Linked DNA regions of Homo sapiens: region 2 is linked to region 1. A link is an interaction called in ENCODE POLR2A ChIA-PET data of the cell type or tissue named here. Cell type or tissue: CD4-positive, alpha-beta T cell. All regions are shown on one strand. Each heading gives the region's core, and the rest is flanking DNA. Links, peaks and the distances in the headings are about the cores only.

Evidence for each region. ChIA-PET counts read pairs that join two places held together with the same protein. Peaks named below come from ENCODE experiments on the same cell type or tissue, not always from the same donor. Only the 100,000 strongest peaks of a DNase experiment are listed, where the experiment ranks them.
Region 2: POLR2A ChIA-PET joins it to region 1 with 11 read pairs; 2 of 35 experiments call an interaction of 5 or more read pairs at or near these places.

Annotation. Positions count from the first base shown.
Region 1 is chr4:77,327,473-77,334,454 of GRCh38, reverse strand. No RefSeq gene overlaps it. Among named protein-coding and RNA genes, the nearest start is that of CCNG2, 170 kb to the right of the region's middle. RefSeq lists an enhancer at 457-1,656. In CD4-positive, alpha-beta T cell, for the core only: no CTCF peak of the experiment used is centred there; no DNase peak of the experiment used is centred there.
Region 2 is chr4:77,406,954-77,413,935 of GRCh38, reverse strand. LOC105377295 (a long non-coding RNA gene) reads left to right here and starts at 4,499. Exons shown (of 3, transcript XR_938911.3): 1 at 4,499-4,835. In CD4-positive, alpha-beta T cell, for the core only: no CTCF peak of the experiment used is centred there; no DNase peak of the experiment used is centred there.

The DNA of each region.
Region 1 (6,982 bases), core at 874-5,873:
CTGGGAATGGATTAAATATTCTGTTCGCACACTAAACAAAAGCAACTGTTACACTTGTGCAGCAGGTAGGCCAGAGGCCCAAATAGTACCCTTCCCACTTGGAGGGTCTTCTGACCAATCAGGTATAAGCTGCATGGTGAGTCTCTTTCAAAACCCCACAGCCTGGGACAATGAGGCATGGAAGACTCTCTCACTGCTGTTCTCTGAAGTTAAAGGCCCCACAGCTCAGCCCCCATGGGCCATCCAGCCTCCAGCTCCTAATGTTGATTTTACCTCATGTCTCTCATGGCAAAGGGAAGGATTAATGTCCCTCAGAAACCTAAAAGGGTGTAGTGAAATCAAGCCTTTCCAAGAGCTTACCAGTCAAGCTGCCTTTGTCTATTCTCAAGCAGATGTATGGTGGTACTGTGGTGGACTACAATTGGGTACTCTGCCTAGTAACTGGAGTGGCACTTGCACTCTAGTCTGATTGGCCATCCCTTTCACTCTGGCATTCCATCAACGTAACAGGAAAGGATGTTGGGGAAAAAAGGGTTGCTCCTCACAGGTCTTTTGACCCTCACATTTATATAGATGCTATTGGAATCCCACGAGGGGTACCAGATTAATTTAAAGCCTGAAACCAAATAGCTACAGGATTCAAATCAGCACTGTCCTGGTGGTCAACTATAAACAAAAATGTAGATTGGATAAATTACATTTACTATAATCAACAGCAGCTTGTCAATTACACAAGAGATGCCATTAAAGGGGTCACTGAACAATTAGGCCCCACCAGCTGGATGGCCTGGGAGAATATGATAGCCCTTGACATGTTAGCAGAAAATGGCAGAGTCTGTGTTATTATTGGAGTCCAATTCTGTACTTTCATCCCTAGTTAGCCAAAAATTCCGGAATAACCCCTTCACAAGTCTCATGGAAAAGTGGTTTGGTAAATGGAAAGGGCTTTTGACTTCAATATTAACCTCTCTTGCAACTGTTACAGGTGCACTCATTGTATGATGCTGCATCATACCCCGTATCCATGGGTTAATGCAAAGACTTATTATAGAAACAGTTCTCACAAAAACCACCCCTACCTCTCCTCCTCCATACTCAGATAGGATTTTGTTCCTAGGTGAACAAGTTGAACAACAGAGCTGAATTATGTTAGAAAAATTTGCAGAGGAAAAAGTATCAAAAGACAAAGGGGGAAATTGCCAGAGATGGTGAATTCCTCTTCTAAGGGTTTAATTGTGTAATGTCCTTGTCCTTGACTCAGAGGCCCTACCTCCTTGTACTTTGTTTCTAGCCTGTGAGCAGCCCTCCCACTCTTGTGTCCTGACTTGCCTAGACATGTCTGAACATGCCTTGCACTGCAGCAAAGGGACGACTCCCACACCTTCCCTCCCTTACAAATCATGCATTTACCCTATTTGGACAAGTTTAAGTCTTAGCCAATCAGCATCAGGTTACATTGTGCAGTCCAACCCTAGCCAATAGGGGAAGGACACAGGGATAGAGACTGTGTTAGGGATAAAAACTCTTCTTTGTTCAGTGTGCTCTTGTGATCTGGCTGATGCAGGCAGCACCCTTCTGCAGAAGTAAATTGCCTTGCTGAGAAAACTTTTTGCCTGAGTGCTGGTTTCACTTTGCAACCCCGAGCATTTGTTTCTAAAAAATCTGGGGGCTTGTCAGATTCCTATTCTCCTCAAGGGAAAGGGTTTCTGACATCCAGAATCCCATAAAGCCTGCTGTTGAAGCCAGCCCAACAAAATTATCAGTAATAAACTTGGCTAAGGCCTCCATCTTGTTTCATGGCCTTGGGAACATGACCTGTAACTGTGTGGCAATACTTTTAGTCTCTGCCATTTTACAATGGTGGCTATCTTCTTGTGCTAAATCATATAAGCCAGTTTGTCAATCTGGGTGGTGCCAGCTGGTCCATCAAAGGCAGAGTTTACAAAATCTTAAGCACTGATCTTAAGAGCTATTTAGCAAGGGCCAAAGTCTTGTAGCCTCCAGCTGCATGGCTCCTGGGCCATAGTTTCTAATCTTGTGGCTATTTACTGGGTCTGGTCCCCAGGCAAGAGGAAGTATATCTTGGGAAGCAGTTGTTATCTTTGTTTTAAACTATAGACTGTAAACCAGGCTCCTCCCAAAGTTGGTTCAGCCTACTCCCAGGGATGGGCAAGGACAGCTTGGGGGCTGGAAACAAAATGAAGTTGTTTGGGTCAGGTCTCTTTCACTGTCTCAGTCACAATTTTGAAATAATAGTTTCAAAAGCTGCCTATCACCCCTTTAAAAATACCTTGTACACTTGCCATTAAGTAATAATCTAATTAAATCTCATCGGTTTCACCTGTAAGATTACTTTTTGTAAAGTTCAAAAGCCAAAAATCTTAACTGCTTGGTATGGCTAAAGTCAAGTAACAAGGGATTTAAAAGGATTTTCTTAAAGAGTGTTCAGCTTAATTAAGGGTGTATATTCAAGTTATAGGTATATTTAAAAGGCTTTTATGTTTTTCTCTTCTTGGATCTTGTTTTTCTGGAGAAAGGCTCTTTTCTTCTCAGTCAACGGAATTATTTTTCTCCATTTTTTGTCTTACACCACTCTTAATCATGCATGAGAGGTCCTAAAATAACTTCTGGTAGCATAGAGCTCCTTGGGAAAACAGGAGGTGCCACATACCACATTTTGAAAAAAAAAAAAAAAAACTATTTTATTCATGAAACCCCAAGAATTAAAAGCAATTGTGTCAACAGGACACAATTGGAAAAACTGGTTATTTTACCAAGGCTTTGACTGAAAGGGTGTGTTTCCTTTAAGGAATCAAGCTTGACACGCAAAACCAATAAAAGCCCCTTGGGGGAGAACTGACTTAATATCTTATGTACTACGCAGTCCCCGCACAGGATTCGTAACCTGTGGTCAGTAAAGAATGTCACTTTCTAACAGGTCTGGAAACTCTGAGTTTATCTTAGGACCTCAAGATGAGAGACTCACCCAACTCACAGGTATTGGAGGATACAAACCCATGGCTGGGCTCAGCCTTAAAGTCTTATCTGAAATTAGAAATAACCATTCTTGCTGTACTTTATGCAAACAATCAGGCCAAGTATAAGACTAAAGTTTATTCTATAAACAACACACACAGCCCTATACTTTGTTTTTCCCAAAAATGAGGACTGGACAGAAACTGTGCTGCAAAGCTTATCATACATTTGTCATTAAATCCTAGTCTGTTTTTAAGCTTTTTGCCAAAATTTTAGACTAACTCTGCTTATTCCTGTAAATCAAGTGTTGATCTTCTGCAGCTTGGAAAAAAGAAAAAGGGATGGGTAATGTAAAAATCTGAATCAATATACTGGTTCTGGGCAATTATCCTGCAAATTCTGCAGGTAATAAAAGTGAGTAGGATGCCCATAAATTGAAGTTCCTTTGTTTGGGAAAATAAAACTAAGGAACTTCATAAACCCCCAAAGGGAAATTGTATATCTTGGCAAATAAAATTTTAGATGGAAATTACTACACCACATTTGTAGAAATTGCTATGCTCACTCTACTATTTGCAATAGGGTTATACAGAGTAGCAGCTTCTAATTGAAATATTGGACAGTTTCCATTGCTGTCATATTTTGCTTAATTATCCTTATTAGCAGGAATAATGGTTACTAACAAAAAAAGCATAAGAGTTTTACTGTCGCTGAGTATGCTAAGACTTTTTATTGAGTTCAGTAATGCACTTTTAAATGAAACATACCCCTTCTGGATTAACACCTCTACTTAAATAGAGGAAAACCTGCAAGTACTTAAAAATCAAATCAGAATTAACAGGCTCAGGGAAAATGCCAGCTTCAGCCCTGAGTAGCTACAATCCCTCTTTAATAAATTAAAGTCTTCTTTATGGAATTGGTTAACCCCCTTATTAAGCCCTCTCTTGCTTATATGGCTTATGTTGACATTTGGACCCTGTGTACTCAATACTATAACTTGAATTGTTTCTTCTTGCCTAAAAGCAATCAAACTCCAAATGGTGCTGCAAACAATGTGTGAACCACACATTGACACATCATTCTTCTGAGGACCCTTAGGTCAACCCCAGGTTGAGCCGTAGCTGCTGTTCCCCATTTGATGCCCCTTTTTAACAGGAAGTAGCCAGAAAGAGTCATCGCCCAAAACCCCCTAACAGCAGTTAGTGTGATATTGCCACAGGGAGGAATGTGGTAGGAGTTAAGAAATTATTTTAGGCAGGTAGAAAGGAAAGGGGTCCTTGAGAAGTTTTCAATTTTTAAAGCATCTCCGCTAAAGTTTCTTTTAAAGCCCCAGCTCGTACAGCCAGGCAGGCAACCTTTGATATGCAAATGTCAGCTGTTAAAAACTGGGTCCACCCAAACATGGCAATTCCCGTGGCCTTCTTGACCTTTCCCCATATGTTCCTGGCAACCTGGCTGCCCCCACATATCCCTATGTATGTAGAACATCATGGCACCCTGGATTTGCGTATTAAAAAGTTAGGGTAGGAGGGCCCTGAGCCCTATGCAAATCAGATGCCACCTTCTCCAGCCTCTGCATATACACCTGGCTGGTGTCCACTGCACTTGGGGTTTCATCTCTTGGCTTTGGAGCCCCCCTCCCTGTCTCTGTACAGGGGAGTGTCTTTCTTCCCCCTTCTTTCTTGCCTATTAAACTCCCTGCTCCTTAAAACAAAACAAAAAGACTTCTTACTTTTGCTAGCTTTATCTACAATAGCAATGTATGTCTTACATACAGTAATAGAATTCTAAGACTTCTATAAACTCCCAAACCAGTCATTTGTGTTATGCTACTTTTAGATGGAGTCTTGCTTTGTCGCCCAAGCTGGAGCACAGTAACATGATCTCAGCTCACTCCAACCTCCGTCTCCCGGGTTCAGGTGACTCTTGCCTCAGCGTCCTGTGTAGCTGGGATTACAGGCATGCACCACCATGTCTGGTTGATTTTTAGTAGAGACGGGATTTCACTATGTTGGCTAAGGTGATCTCAAACTCCTGACTTCAAGTGATCTGCTCATCTCTGCCTCCCAAAGTGCTGGGATTACAGGCATGAGCCACCATGCCCAGCTACATTACCTTATTTGGATAATTGCTTACCCAAGGCTTAACTTGCATATACTATAGAATTACAAAAGCTGGCCGTCTAAGTCTTTTGGACTTGAGGCAGATGCCTAAAAAGTCTAACTTCAAGGAACTGTGACTGAGCTTGGTTAAACAAAGCAGCTGATTAACTGAAGGGTTCAATCTGGGCAGGTGCAAGCAAGATTGACTACTGTAGAAGTTGCTGGGCCAGTGTGCTGTATTCCTCATGTTGTGACAGTGCTCAGACAGGGAAACCTCCAATTATACCAAATATTTTTGTACTGACATGTGGGCTACTGCCAATAGACTAGATATTTGTTTTGGCAAATAAGGCAAACAGAGGACCTTACCGTTCTCTATCACACATCAACTAGAAAGATTCTACCTTGGGAAAGGAGGTCAACACCTGTGCTCAGATTCTGCCTTGGGAGAACTCCAATTTAGGTAGCTCCGTATGTACTGAATAGAAGTATCTAAGATACACTGAAAAGATTTTTGTTTTTGAAGTGGTAAGGTACATAGTAGGGTTCATACTGATTACACTTTGAGGGAAATTAAGTATAAGCATAGTCTCCGGAAAGAATCAAGAGCAAGGATTTTCTTTAGAAAGGAAGATTGGAGTGCTAGCAGGAAGTGTAGGGAAGTTACTAAAAGGAATGCAATAAAAGTTAGCAGTTCCAGGCAAGCTGGTGAACAAAATTTTGTTGCCGACTGGAGTTCTTATGTTCACAGAATATAAGGAGTAAAATGCAGGCATGTGTATTGATATGGTTTGGCTGTGTTCTCACATATATCTCATCCTGAATTGTAACTCCCACAACTCCCATGCATCATGGGAGGAACCCAGCAGGAGGTGATTGAATTATGGAGGCAGGTCTTTCCTGCACTGTTCTTGTGATAGTGAATGAATCTCATGAGACTTGGTTTCAAGAAGGGGAGTTTATCTGCACAGCCTCTCTTCTCTTGTCTGTTGCCATGTGAGATGTGCCTTTTACCTTCTGCCATGATTGTGAAACCTCCCCAGCCACGTGGGACAGTGAGTCAAATATACCTCTTTCTCTTGTAAATTGCTCAGTCTCAGGTATATCTCTATCAACAGCATGAAAACGGACCAATACACTAAATTGGTACCAGTAGAGTGGGGTGTTGCTGAAAACATACCTGAAAATATGGAAGCAATTTTGGACCTGAGAACAGACAGACGTTGGTACAGTCTGGGGGGCTCAGAAGACAAGAAAATGGGAAAGTTTGGAACTTCCTGGAGACCTATTGAATGGCATTGACAAAAAAGCTGACAGTTATATAAACAATAAGGTCCAGGCTGAGGTGGTCTCAGATGGAGATGAGGAACTTGTTGGGAGCTGGAGCAAAAGTGACTCTTGTTATGTTTCAGCAAAGAGACTGGTGGCATTTTGTCCCTGCCCTAGAGATTTGTGGAACTTTGAACTTGAGAGATGATTTAGGGTATCTGGCAGAAGTTTCTAAGCAGCAAAGCATTCAAGAGGTGACTTGGGTGCTGTTAAAGGAATTCAGTTTTACAAGGGAAGGAGAGCATGAAAGTTCAGAAAATTTGCAGTCAGGCAATATGAAAGAAGAGAAAGTCCCATTTGGTCTGGTTCTAAGATGGCCGAATAGGAACAGCTCCAGTCTATAGCTCCCAGCGTGAACACAGAAGACTGGTGATTTCTCTATTTCCAACTGAGGTACCGGGTTCATCTCACTGGGGCTTGTCAGACAGTGGGTGCAGTCCACGGAGTGTGAGCCAAAGCAGGGTGGGGCATCACCTCACCTGGGAAGTGCAAGGGGTTGGGGAATTCCCTTTCCTAGAAGACGGAAGCTGTGACAGATGGTACTTGGAAAATTGGGACACTCCCACCCTACTACT
Region 2 (6,982 bases), core at 604-5,603, 80 kb before region 1:
CCTGCCTGACTTTAATTCCCTCACTCTTGCAGCCCTGGGTTTGCAGCCTCCTTTCCCCAGTACACAAATGCTTCTATATTTTGTTTCAGGATCTGTCTTCTAGGAATCCCAAGTACACAATCACAGCAGGCACATGTACTATGTTATAAGGTCCCTTTGAAAAGAGGCAAAACTTTCTTCATGTTTTCTGTCCTGAGATTTTTGTTCGGCAGTAAACAGTCACTACCAGTCACATAGCATTCACTGAAATGTGACCCAACTGAAGATGTAGATCAATTCTTATAGCTAATTTTGAGTGTCGTAGTGTAGGAAAGTAATTCCTTGGAAATAAAGTGATTTTCCAAATAACCACTTTTCTATCATTTGTGACCTTAAAGAGCTTACACTGGTCCTCAGAGATCCTTGTTCTGATACTGCTTTAGTCTTCTGTTTATTCTAACTCATCAGTGAAAGTGTGAGTATGCTTTGTTAGAATGTGCTAATGTTAAGGCTTGATATGACTATCAAGAGACAATTAGTGTAGAATATTCATAGTTATAGCCATTATCATAGGTATATATATATATATGATGCCTGTGAGCTTTGTAAAAGTTATGCTTTCAGAAGCATGTCAATTTTTATGCATCTCTAAAGTCAGTTTAGCCCTCCCTGCCTCTCAGCTGCTTGCTCAGTGGAGAGCCCTGGCCTCAACCGTCATCTCACTAAGGTCATGTGCCTCCCTTACCACTGGGACTCTTGCAGACCATACACCGTCGGGTGTGAGAGCTGACTTTTTCAACAGCTGCTTGGAAGGCACAAGTGACAACTTTCTGGAAGTGCAGGGGATTTCATGCACAGAGGAAGGAGGACAAGGATGCTGGCAGTTAGATTCTGTGCCCTCCATCCCCTCAGACCGGCCATGAGAGCCATAATACTTTACAGCCACTGGAGTAGATACGCAAAAGGATACCTTGTACCCCAAACTCTGTGGAAGCGATGACTGAGAGCCCAAGCTGTGAGAGAGCTCCCACATGATCAAGGAAAACATGGTCCTTTTGGTAGCAGGCCCTTACTGCTTTCCCTCTTTCCATAACTTGAGGAATACAGTTGAAGCACAAAAATAGAACAGAAGTCACAAAACAGTGGATTGACACTTGTGATTTCTAATCTTTTGAAGACAGGGTCTCGCTCTGTCACCCAGGCTGGAGTGGAGTGGCCCGATCTTGGTTCACCACAGCCTCCACCTCCTGCATATTGGCCAAAACCACAGTTACTTTTGCAACCTAATAGGAACCTTAAGAAGTACATGGACGTTCACAACTACAAGAATTTCAGCAGTCTACTACACTGCAGTGTTCTCCAGCAGATGTTGTTACATTATTTTTACTTGGCCTACAGAGGAAGCAAGCAGCTGTGTGTTTTCCAGGAAAGTGGTACGCAGGTGAAGTCACTGCAGTTTTCCTGTCTCACTTCATTCTCTTACTCTGGCTGTCCTGTATACTGCCTTCCTCAAAAGATTATACAAATGCATGTAAGCTTTCTCAAGATCTTCCAGAGATCCCAGGTAAGTAATCTTAAACACTCAAGTCCTGTTTCTAAGCAATAACGAGGTTGCACTCTTAGCGATAATATTCCATGCACTACTATGTGACTGCTATACCCAATAAGCAACATATCGAACATTGACAGAGTCAGGCCAGCATGAGCCCAGGCACCAAGGTACAGTGAACTATAAATCCCTGCCTGCAGTTTGAACTCAAATGTGGAGACAAACAGGTGTAAGTACTATGAAGGAAACAAAGTAGGATGTGGAGTGGGTTTGTGATAGGGAAAGAAGCAGTCCTGTTTTCATTAAGGTTGCCAGTGCATACAGCACATCTTTGATTTGCTCTAATCTGCCATTAACTGAGATTGTTGTGAAACTGGCCCAATTTTCCCAGAGAACTGATATCTACATGTTTTTTTTGTATAGAAATAAAAATTGACCCTTCAGTGTTAAAGCTTGAGAAACTTACCTTTGTCTTGTCTGAGTTCCCTCCTTAGGAAACCAACTGTCAGACAAGAAAAGTGAGTTCCTAAGAAAGGAAGTCTCCCCACTGACATCACCTGGGGTAAAGTCTGTCTTCCCTGGCAATACTCATTGTCTCAGTAATTGGCTTTCTCTGTGGCAAGCCACCAGACCTAGGCGGAACCCCTGGCATTCAGCAACGGTAGCAAGACCACATTTTGCAACACTGACTTTCCTTTATCCTTATTTTACTTGGGGCACTCAGCTTTTGTGCACACAGGTGGTATGTGTAGAGTCTACACATGCAGGTTAAGATTTAGACCACAAGAACAAGTAAGCAGCTTTTGCCACCACTTTTCAGTGTAAAATGTCCATGGTATAGAACACACATACAGTTGTATTAGAATGTGGGTTGAGACTAATATATATGAATTACTCATTAGAGTCATTCACTATCCAGTCACAAAATAAATTCTGACAGATCCCTAAACAAAAGCTCAGGTCCTTTGGCTATCTTAGTAGTTTCCTTCCAGCATGTAATAGGGTCCAGTCTCACATTGAGATATTTTGTTCAGCCACAGGATCAAGAGAATGCCCAATTAGGGCAAGCTTGCAAGTTTTGGCCCACAGAAATAGTTTTTCTGCCATTCTTCCTTAAGCACATATCCCTTCTGGAAAAAAATATAGTTTATTCCATTTGAAGTGATTTCCCACACATTCTGTTGCTCAACTTTTGTAGATGAGATATGATGTCTGACAAAGATCAGGAAACAGGTTTAGAGAAAGAAACAGACTCCCTCTCAAGCTAGTAGGCAGACTCTTCTTATAGGGACATTGCTTACACAAGGAAGAAAAAGATACTTGCACACGCATGTTTATAGCAGCATAATTTGCAATTGCAAAAAATGTGGAACCAACCAAAATGCCCATCAATCAATGAGTGGATAAAGAAACTGTAACAGGTATACACATATATATGTGTATATACACACCATGTGTATATACATATATATACACACCATGGAATACTACTCAGCCATAAAAAGGAATGAATTAATGGCATACACAGCAACCTGGATGGTATTGGAAACTATTCTAAGCGAATTCAGGAATGGAAAGCAAACATCATATGTTCTCATAAGTGGGAGCTAAGCTATAAGCATAACAATGACACAATGGACTTTAGGGACTCAGGGGGAAAGGATGCAAAGGGGTGAGGGATAAAAGATTACTAATCAGGTTCAGTGTGTATTGCTCAGCTGATGGATGCACCAAAATCTCACAAGTCACCACTAAAGAACTTACTTGTAACCAAATACCACCCGTTCCCCAAAAACCTATGGAAATAAAAAATTTTTAAGAAATACAAGAAGAGGAAAAACTTCCAATTATAGTATTTTCATGCAGAAATGCAGGCAACAGCCAATAGGCTAAGTATTTGTTTCGACAAATGAACTATTGAGAAACATACCATTTTATGTCACATACTCACACCAACTGGAAAGACTCCACCAAGGAAAAGGTACTTAAACCCCTAGGTTATAGATTCTACTCATTACAGATGCAAAGGTAAGTAGCTGTGTATTTCATCACACCTAATCCACAAGGACTAAGGCTTGAAATCAAGTTATACCACCTGGGCAAGACATTGGTTTGTGCCATCACTCCTCAGCCCAAACCTGACAGGCATCAATCCTGCCTCCTTGCCTGAACTTTTGGAACATGGAATTTGAGCGTTCATGGGCATTGCTGACGAGAACCTGGAGTATCCTAGGGTCAGCCTGCTTTCAACTTCTATTAAGTGAGAAACTATGCTTCAAGAATTTCATTATCAAGTAATCAAAAATTTTCCTCAACCCCTTAATCAAAAGGACCTCTTATCAAAAGGGTACACATATGTCAGTGAATCCAAGTTTAGGTTGTTCAGGAATTTATAAGCTTTTGTGAGAAAAAAATATTTTGGGATTAGGAGAGAGACAAACTTGTATTCCAAATGCTGAGGACTATTTCCAATTCGAAAGCATCTTACCTAGACTCTGGTTTCAGCAGCCATAAAAATGCCTCTCAGGCCCCCAACTTTGGGAAAAATAATTAACAACTCGAGCCAGTTCACTATGAATCTACCTTAAGTGGAGCGACACATGGCCCAAGAAGAGAATGTATACTGATCTCTCAGCAGGGACCGATGGCCTAGTCATCTGGTCAGTAGCCTGGATGGAAAGGACTAGAAAGAGACAAGAAAGTCTATAGGACATGCATGTGAAAGACATGTAGATTTCATGTCAGATGTTAATTAACACCCACTACAGAGCACCAGTCACAGAAGACTCAACGAACAACCAGACAAAATAGCCTTTCCAGTTGTCAGCCAATGTTTGTCAGACAATGGGAAAATGACAATGACCATGGTGGCTGAGATTGAGGCTACATAGGTACTCAACATTGGACCGTATTTCCTAGAGACAACTTAGCTACTGCTACAGCTGAATGCCCAGCCTGTAGTGAGACAAGTGTTGAATCCCAATATAGCACTATTTAAGAAGACTTGCCACTTGGCAAATTGACTACATTGAGCTGCTTCCATTCACAGGAATATGTTTTGGTATAGGTTTGTCTTTCCTGCTTGCAGATTCTTAACCACAACCACTGTCTGGAGATATTTGCACTACATCATTCACAGATGTGGAATTATACCCAGCAAAGGATCTTATGAATGGACTGAGGTCATAGAAGTTACAGAGTGGGCCCCTGTTCTTGAGGTCAACTGGTCATATTACCACCATTCAGAAGCATGTAGCCTCAATGTTGGAAGAGGCTTCAGAAAGCACAGCAGAAGCATTAAATCCAGGTAAATGTGCTAAATGTGTGGAGTGCCCTAGTTCATGATGCAGCAGTATATTACAGAAGCACCTATAGAGCCCTGTATTCCCAGTGGGAAGACAGCACAGGTGCAGTGTGTTCCCCTACAGGCACCTGAATCCTGTTAAACTCTTCCATTCACTAAAAGCAAGAACATTTAATAAGTTGTTCTGATGCAGGGCCCAACATTTAGAAGAATGACCCCATTTTCCATAGCTCTGAATGAGCCACTGGTCACTTACAGTCTTCCTCATGGCAGGGGTAAGTGACCGATTAGTAAGAGATTGTGCTATCTTACACTCTGAGAGCAGTAAGAATATGGATGAAACCCAGGTGATGCACTCCAGTATCTCCTCATACTTTTCTCGCCCTACTGTAACCCCAACATTCAGCAGCCCTGTCTTGAGAAGCACATGATCACTAGGGTTCAGACACTTTAAGATGAAGGTTTGGGTCACATCACCAGGTAAGCACTAAACCTCAGCTAAAGGCAAAGAATGCAGGGTTGATGGTAAAGGAGGCAGAAGATGAGTATCTGTTGTGACCCCAGATCAGCTTCAGTGGCAGGAGCTTTATTTCATCTCAGTAGTATCCTCTTGAAATTCTTCTCAGGAAGGGTATCCTATAGGACAAGGAGTCACTGTTCTGAACTCTGCAAAGTAGTAAGTCTGCACAACAAGGGCTAACTGTAGGGGCTATTAGAATGCTATACTTCCACTGCCTCATTCTGCCTGAACGCAACCAGGGTGCTAAGGCAGCCCCATTTAAGACATTTATGACTCCTCTGATGGGCAATTTGGGCTCTGGTATTTGTCGCCAGCCTTCCCAGAACACTTAGTATTGCACCTCGGTCTAAGGTACTTCCTAACAAACATCTTTCTTCTCTTTCCCTAACAAGGCCAGACCTACACTGTGATCTGATCTTCTCCCAGACTCTTTTGGCTCCTTCCTTAATTTCCCTCACAGCACTTTCTTCCTACCTCTGAATCTCTTGAACATCTAATCCTACCCTGACATCTACATGTAAGAGGACAAAAGCCAGCATAGAGTAGTTTCAAATGAAACTTCATCCTATAATTCAGATGTGGAAGCAATCTTGCATATCCCTGTAGACACAGACTACTCCATTCAGAGGAAATGGAGTAGCAAAAAATACCATCTAAGTCAGAAGAGGTGACTGGGCCCATTCCTGCATTACCCTAACTATGGTTATTAACTTTATTCCATATCGATGTGATGTCTGAGGTATATGGATCTTCCCTTCTAAAACTCCCTACTACTACCAGTATTTCAAAGTATGTCAAGTTGTCACCTCCCATTTGCTCTGGGCCAATTTTGGATTCCTAGTTATGGTTTTATGTTCCACTACAAGCGGTATCTTTCTACTCTTGACCCAAGTAAACTCGTGACTTTCCTGGGCAAAGCTCTCTTATGGCTCCCATTGATGTCTCACAAAGCAGCTCATCAAGGAGAATCCAAAATTAAGTGGCCCAAGGAACCCAGGCTGACCAGTGAGGCCAGAATTCATTTATTTTGATTGGAGGCTCACTGGATTTACTGACTCACTAGGATCCAGGCAACTCGCTTGCACAAGGGTTTGTTATTAACCATGACACCACCGAGCTAGTCCTTCAGTTTGTATTTTATTTCATTTAAAGCTTCTTCTTTGTTTTAACCAGCATTAGTTCTGGACAGTAGTCCCACATATGGCAGGGGATACTTAACTTTTTAAAACTTGCATTAGTCATGACTTTAAGAGCACTATCTTGCCTTTGTAAAGTGGCATATATACTAGATTTATTATAAACAAGATGGCCACATGGGTATGGAATAATTTCATTATATTTGCCTTGGCATAAGCTTTCTGGCTCCCTTTAAAATGGGAGAAGGTAGTTTCCTAAAGTGTGTAGTCTGAGAAACCTGAATTATTCAGTTCACTCCAACTTCATTAACCTTGCAAATAGAGGAAACCCATTTACTCTAATACATACATTAGTGATGCATTGGGCTATAACTTTTAGGATTCTTTGGTCTGCAAGTGACAAACACCTAACTACACTAGCTTAAGTAAAAATAAGTAATCGGCTCACAAACAGTAATATCCACATAAGTGGGCCCACAAATATACCAGAAAGC